2 separate regions of the Homo sapiens genome follow, and region 2 is linked to region 1. Evidence: chromatin contacts called from ENCODE POLR2A ChIA-PET data. All regions are on one chromosome and are shown on one strand. Each heading gives the region's core, a stretch centred on a gene start or an enhancer-like site at or near the end of the contact. The rest is flanking DNA. Distances are from core to core; before and after follow the strand shown. Region 1 holds the start of ITLN2 (intelectin 2). Region 2 overlaps NECTIN4 (nectin cell adhesion molecule 4).

Evidence for each region. ChIA-PET counts read pairs that join two places held with the same protein, here RNA polymerase II (POLR2A).
Region 2: POLR2A ChIA-PET joins it to region 1 with 23 read pairs in MCF 10A. The contact joins the enhancer-like site here to the promoter of ITLN2 in region 1. POLR2A ChIA-PET finds 5 or more read pairs at or near these places in 2 of 52 experiments (MCF 10A and OCI-LY7).

What each region holds. Positions count from the first base shown.
Region 1 is chr1:160,953,266-160,956,356 of GRCh38, forward strand. It overlaps ITLN2 (intelectin 2), which reads right to left and starts at 1,544. Exons shown (of 8, transcript NM_080878.3): 1 at 1,462-1,544; 2 at 1,122-1,185. The coding sequence starts at 1,476.
Region 2 is chr1:161,073,250-161,076,396 of GRCh38, forward strand. NECTIN4 (nectin cell adhesion molecule 4) reads right to left here. Exons shown (of 9, transcript NM_030916.3): 4 at 3,106-3,147; 5 at 1,362-1,510; 6 at 968-1,124; 7 at 471-546; 8 at 1-50. Among named protein-coding and RNA genes, the nearest start is that of ARHGAP30, 4.9 kb to the left of the region's middle. RefSeq lists an enhancer at 1,504-2,180. Within about 2 kb of position 1,567, at least 2 of the 41 ENCODE cell types and tissues checked have a DNase peak (open chromatin) inside an H3K27ac peak, as active enhancers do.

The DNA of each region.
Region 1 (3,091 bases), core at 294-2,793:
TTATTGTGGCTGGAACATATGTTGTAATACAAAGAAGTCTGGAAACCAAAGCTGAAAAATTAACAGAGGCCAGTGGATGAAGGGCCATGTATATAAGTCTAAAAGCCTAGAAATCATTCCAAAAGCCTGGCAGAGCGGGAAAAAGTGTAAAATTACAGGACTCAGGCCAGGCACAGTGGCTCATGCCGGTAATCCCAGCACTTTCGGAGGCCGAGGAGGGTGGATCACAAGATCAGGAGTTCAAGAACAGCCTGGTCAATATGGTGAAACCCCATCTCTACTAAAAATACAAAAATTAGCTGGGGTGTGGTGGTGCACACCTGTAATCCCAGCTACTGGGGAGGCTGAGGCAGGAGAAGCTCTTTAACCCAGGAGACGGAGGTTGCAGTGAGCCGACATCACGCCACCGCACTCCAACCTGGGCAACAGAGCAAGACTCCGTCTAAAAAAAAAAAAATTACAGGACTCAAGGTAAAATCCAGACAAACCCTGATGACAGTGCCTCCTTGAGCAGACACTTAACATCTCTGATCCTTTTTCTTCATCTTTAAGATGTCATTAATAACTTCTTTATACGCATGGAGATCAAATGAGATGACATATGTAAATGTGCTTTTTTTAACTGATGGATTGAAATAAACAATAAACCCAGTATCAATGAAAAAATATCACTATTGTGCCTACTGGAAGAATAGAATTGTGAGGATTCTATTCTCACAATATCCTCCTCTGCGACTAGAGGAGGGTGTACCCTGGACACAGCACTGATCACCCAGCTGCCTCTGGAGATCCCAAGGCCAAGGCCACAAGAGCAGCTGAGCAGGGACACAGTTCTTACTCTCTCACCCCATGAACCCCTCACAGCCACAGAAGCAGAGAATCAAGCCCTAGGAAATACCTGAGCTAACACCCTGACTGCTTCAGACCAGACCCCAGGAGAGGCCAGAAATCAGCACCCAGTCCACACCTCAAGTTGGCTGCCTAGCCTGGGTTCCCTGCCTCTCCAGAACTTCCCCTTTGACCCTTGACTTCAGAGCCCTGCCCAGCTCTACTCCCTCCAGGCCCTGCACAGCAGAGGGGAGCCCAGGAAACTGCAGCTCCTACTCTCAGAAGCCATTTACCTGCACTGCACCCACTGGTGGCCACAGAGAAGAATAACAGGAAGCAGAGTCTGGTCATTGTCCTCTAAGGAAAAACAAGATGCACAAGGTCACTGGCTGGCCCTTCCTTTGTCATCCTCTCGTTCTTACTTCCTAACCTTTCTGAGTCAGGAATCCTCAAATGGAAAGTGATGGGCTCATGAGCATTCTAAAACCTCCTGGAATATGCCCCACGGCTGTCCAACACTACAAATACCCAAGGGGCCATGGGCTCATTTCCCTGAAACTCTAAATCTCTAAAACTGAGACCTGAGCTGGCATCATTGCTCCCACACACATGGATCAAAAACATTTTTCTCACCAGCATGGACAGCATCCTTACAGATGCCAGGAGCTGATAGTTCCCTTCCTGTGGACACTCGGAGCTCCCCTGCAGAGGATCCTGATGAAGGGTGAAGTGCTGGTCCCTTTATGTGGAGAGCTGTGGAGAGCCAAACCACCTGAGCCCTGCCCAGCCCAACCCTGAGCAGCCTAGGCTGCTAGCCCCTCCCTCTGAAGCCCTTCCCTCTGAGGGTACCTGAGCCTGGGACCGTGGAAATGAGAAAGGACGTGCGACTGGCTGGAGGAGCAGGGAGCTGTGTTCCTGGCCACACAGGTGACTGTCGCCATCTGAGGAGGGGCATCCTGCTTTGCCAAGGCAGGCCATACAATGTAGCAGTATCTAATCAGATTCGTGGATAGGTCACAATCCTCCCCTGCGTTCTCCCTCTCCCACCTCCCCCAGATGCCCTGGCCCCCTAGACACAACTCTGTCAAGAAATCATCCTTTTAGACTGAGGTGACACCTCATGAAAAATAAATTAATTAATTAAGAATAATAATTGGCCAGGCACAGTGGCTCACACCTATAATCATAGCGCTTTGGGAGGCCGAGGTGGGCGGATTACCTGAGGTCAGGAGTTCAAGACCAGCCAACATGGTGCAACCCTGTCTCTACTAAAAATACAAAAATTTAGCTGGGTGCAGTGGCGTGCACCCGTAATCCCAGCTACTCTGGAGGCTGAGACAGGAGAACTGCTTGAACCCAGGAGGTGGAGGTTGCAGTGAGCCAAGACTGCTCCACTGCACTCCAGCCTGGGCAACAGAGCAAGACTTCACCTCAAAATAATAATAATAATAATAATAATAAATAAATGGGAAAAGAAGACATCATCCTTCCAATCTTTCCTCCAATTTCTCTATGAGGCCTTCCCTGACACCCCCATCACCAGACAAAGCTGATGGATCCTTCCTTTGTCCCACTATACACTGTCCAAACACTAATTATTGCATGTATCCTGCTGTAATTTTATTGTTTTATTAACTCTGTTTAGAAACAATTTGAAATTTATTAAATGTTGCAAAAATAACAATAATATAAAGCCACATATATGCCCTTTACCTAGATTCAACTATTGTTAATATTTCACCCCATTTGCTTTATCTTTCGTGTTCTCTCTCTCTCTCTCTATATATATATAGATATATGTATATAAAATACACCCACACACACAAAATTTTTTTCTGAACCATTTGAAGGTAAGGTACATACATCATGGGCTTTTACCTTTAAATAAATGCGTATGGGTTTTTTTTATTTTGTTTTGTTTTTTGACACAGAGCCTCACTCTGTCACCCAGGTTGGAGTGCAATGGCATGGTCTCAGCTTACTGCAACCCCCGCCTCCCAGGTTCAAGTGATTCTCCTGTCTCAGCCTCCCGAGTAACTGGGATTACAGGCACCCACCACCACGCCCAGCTAATTTTTGTATTTTTAGTAGATACGGGGTTTTGCCATCTTGGCCAGGCTGGTCTTGAACTCGTGACCTCGTGATCCACCTGCCTCGGCCTCCCAAGTGCTGGGATTATAGGTGTAAGCCACCATGCCTGGCCAACTGTGTGTTTTCTAATAATAGGAATATGTCATGTATAACCACAGTACAATTATCAACA
Region 2 (3,147 bases), core at 317-2,816, 120 kb after region 1:
TTGAGACTATCAGGGTGGCCCTCGGCTCTCAGCCCTACACTCTCCTCCGGCTGCAGGGCCCAGACACGGGGCAGTTAGAACAGGGCTCAGCCTCCTCCCCTCAGCCTCTTCCCCTCTTGTCCTCCACCAGCCTCCTCCCTACTTGCCTGTCCCCCAACCCAACAGGTCCATTCTCTCCTGGAAACAAACATCCTCATTTCCCCACTGCGACCACAAACCCACCCTGGAAGCAGAACTGATGGTGGCTTCCCAGAAAAGGCCCTAGGCCAATGCTGAAGGGGGCCTTCTGGAGCAGCCCTAGCAGACCCAAAGCAGCTACACCCTCTCAACTCTACCCCGGCCAACCCCAGCTGTGAGTCAGTGGCTGACCCAGCAGAGAGCTGTGCTCCTGGTCTGCAGAGGGGCCCAGGCACAAGCAGACCCCAATGCGACCACACCCCTGCATGCATACACCCAACCTTGGCACACACCTGGCTCCTGGGGTCCGTGTGATGGGAATGCAGCCTCCGGATGGAGTTCTCCCTGGTCAGGGTCAGCTCCTCCTCACTGGGAAAGACACACCCTTGTCAGGAGCTGAGGGTAGTGGCAGCCTCCCAAGGTGAGCCTATCCTGGCTGAGCCTAGTGAGACAGGCCCGGAGGGTGTGGGTGCCGTGCTGGCCCTGCAAGTGTGAGTGTGTGGCTGCAGGTGGCAGTGAGGCTGAAGAGCATGTGTGTGCTGTGTGCGTGTGCATACTTGGCAACATCCAGGCACATGGATCTGAGCCTCACTAAGGTGGAAGGATTGAGTGCTCCATCTGTGCTCCAGACCCTTAGCTCCTCCTCAGCCCTAGAAACACCCTGCCCACCTCTAGTCTGAAACTCCTCAGTTTTCAGCCTACCCAGTCTCCTCGGTCCTGGCCCACCTCCTGCTATCCTCTTCTTTGTTCTCAGCTTAGTTCTACCCACCCAGGAGTGCCCAGTACTCACTATTTCTGGGTCATCTGCTGGGCCTTGCGCCGATGGTATCGGGACATGAGCACCACCACCACCACCAGAAGGCAGAACAAGAGTGCGGCGATCACACCCACCACCACCACCGAGGCTGACACTAGGTCCACCTGCTTCCCAGAGTCTTCCTGGGGGTCTGCTGGAGACAGGCCACTGTCTGAGGTGGAAGCCTGCAGCCACAACCCACCCCAGACCTCACAGCTCCCCCGCAAAACATCTAAAACCACACCTCAGTTTGATTCTCTGCAAGACACACAGCCCAGCCCCCTCTGAATAAACACTTTCCCAATTCACTGTCTCTGTCTTGCTTCCTGCTGCCCCCACCAAGCCCTTGGCCCAGGTCCTTACCAAGGACTTCTGCTCCAGTGCTTACCAAGAACATCCACAGTGACCTGAGAATCCCTTGAGGAGAACTCATTGCTGACATGGCAGACGTAGATGCCGCTGTGCTCAGTGGTCAGTGGGGGAAAGCCCAAAGTGTCCCCATCCACTCGTACCCCACTGGGCAGAGGCCCATCCAGCCTGGAAGACAGGGAAGCTGAAGGGTGCCAGCCGGGAAGGGCTGAAGCCACCACCACCCAACGTGTCCAGACAGCTCTCCACCCTCCACCCCCATGACGTCACCCAGAGCCGCAGGCTGTTCCCACGGTGCCCCTCCCTCCACCAGGCAGGTCTAGGCAGAGGTCCTTTCTCCCTGCTGCCCAGCCTGACCTGGGCACCCCCCACACACACCCGGGGAAGATCCACACGTGTGCCATCCCACATGCTTCCACAGGCATCACGTCATCCAACACTGGGTACCAGGTACACATGTTATAAAGTCCACACAACAGGACACTCCACTCCTAGCTGGGTGTAGAGGTAATTGGAAAATGTGACTGCCTGCTCCAACACCCGTGATGTTGCATGGCAGGATACACAAACATAGCCCCAGGCACAAGGCCACATGCATCGCTCATATGCTCACATGTGAGAACATGCCCATGATGTGCTCACACACATGTGTACCCAACCTCTCCCTGACTCTCTAGATATTTCAGATCTTGGAAAAAGGCCAAGGATGCCTTGAGGGAACTGGAGGTAGTGGGTGTTTTTGAGGTGCTAGCAATATTGTGGTGGTTATAGGAGTGTTGGCTTAACAACAATTAGAAAAAGACACAGCTGTCTTGTCCATTTTATGCACTCACATAAATATATAAAATATTAATATCGAAATATTGTGTTATATTTCACAATTTAAAAGTTAGACAAGGCCGGGCATGGTGGCTCACGCCTATAATTCCAGCACTTTGGGAGGCCGAGGCTGGCGGATCACCCGAGGTCAGCAGTTCGAGACCAGCGTGGTCAACATGGTGAAAGCCCATCTCTACTAAAAATACAAAAAACTAGCTGGGCATGCTGGCACACACCTGTAATCCCAGCTACTTGGGAGGCTGAGGCAGGAGAATCTCTTGAACCTGGCAGGCAGAGGTTGCAGTGAGCCAAGATCGCACCACTGCACTCCAGCCTGGGCAACAGAGTGAAACTCCATCTCAAAAAAATAAAAATAAAAGACAAGGGCTGGGCGTGGTGGCTCACGCCTGTAATCACAGTACTTTGGAAGGCCAACGTGGGCAGATCACAAGGTCTAGAGATCGAGACCAGCCTGGCCAACATGGTAAAACCCCATCTCTACTAAAAATACAAAAATTAGCTGGGGTTGGTGGCGCGCACCTGTAATCCCAGCTACTCAGGAGGCTGAGGCAGGAGAACTGCTTGAACCCAGGAGGCGGAGGTTTCAGTGAGCCGAGATCATGCCACTGCACTCCAGCCTGGCGACAGAGCAAGACTCCGTCTCAAAACTAAAATAAATAAAATAAAAGACAAAAAATTTAAGGGCTTATCCATTTATTCCCTACTAATGACCATGTATCTTAGATTCCCTGGGCAAGCCAATAATATTTGGTGACCATACATATTCTTGTATGATGAGTATAATAATACAAGAGATCTGAACACATACCCCAATTTATTTGGGGGCTCAGAATATGTTGTCCCATTCCATAGTGGTATATCCTGGCCCTGAGAGGGGAGGAACCTAGTCTCAAGTTAGGCCTTCCTCAGGCTCGGGCCCTTACCGTGTCCAGTTGTATGAGGGAGGGGGCTGCCCTTCACTCAGG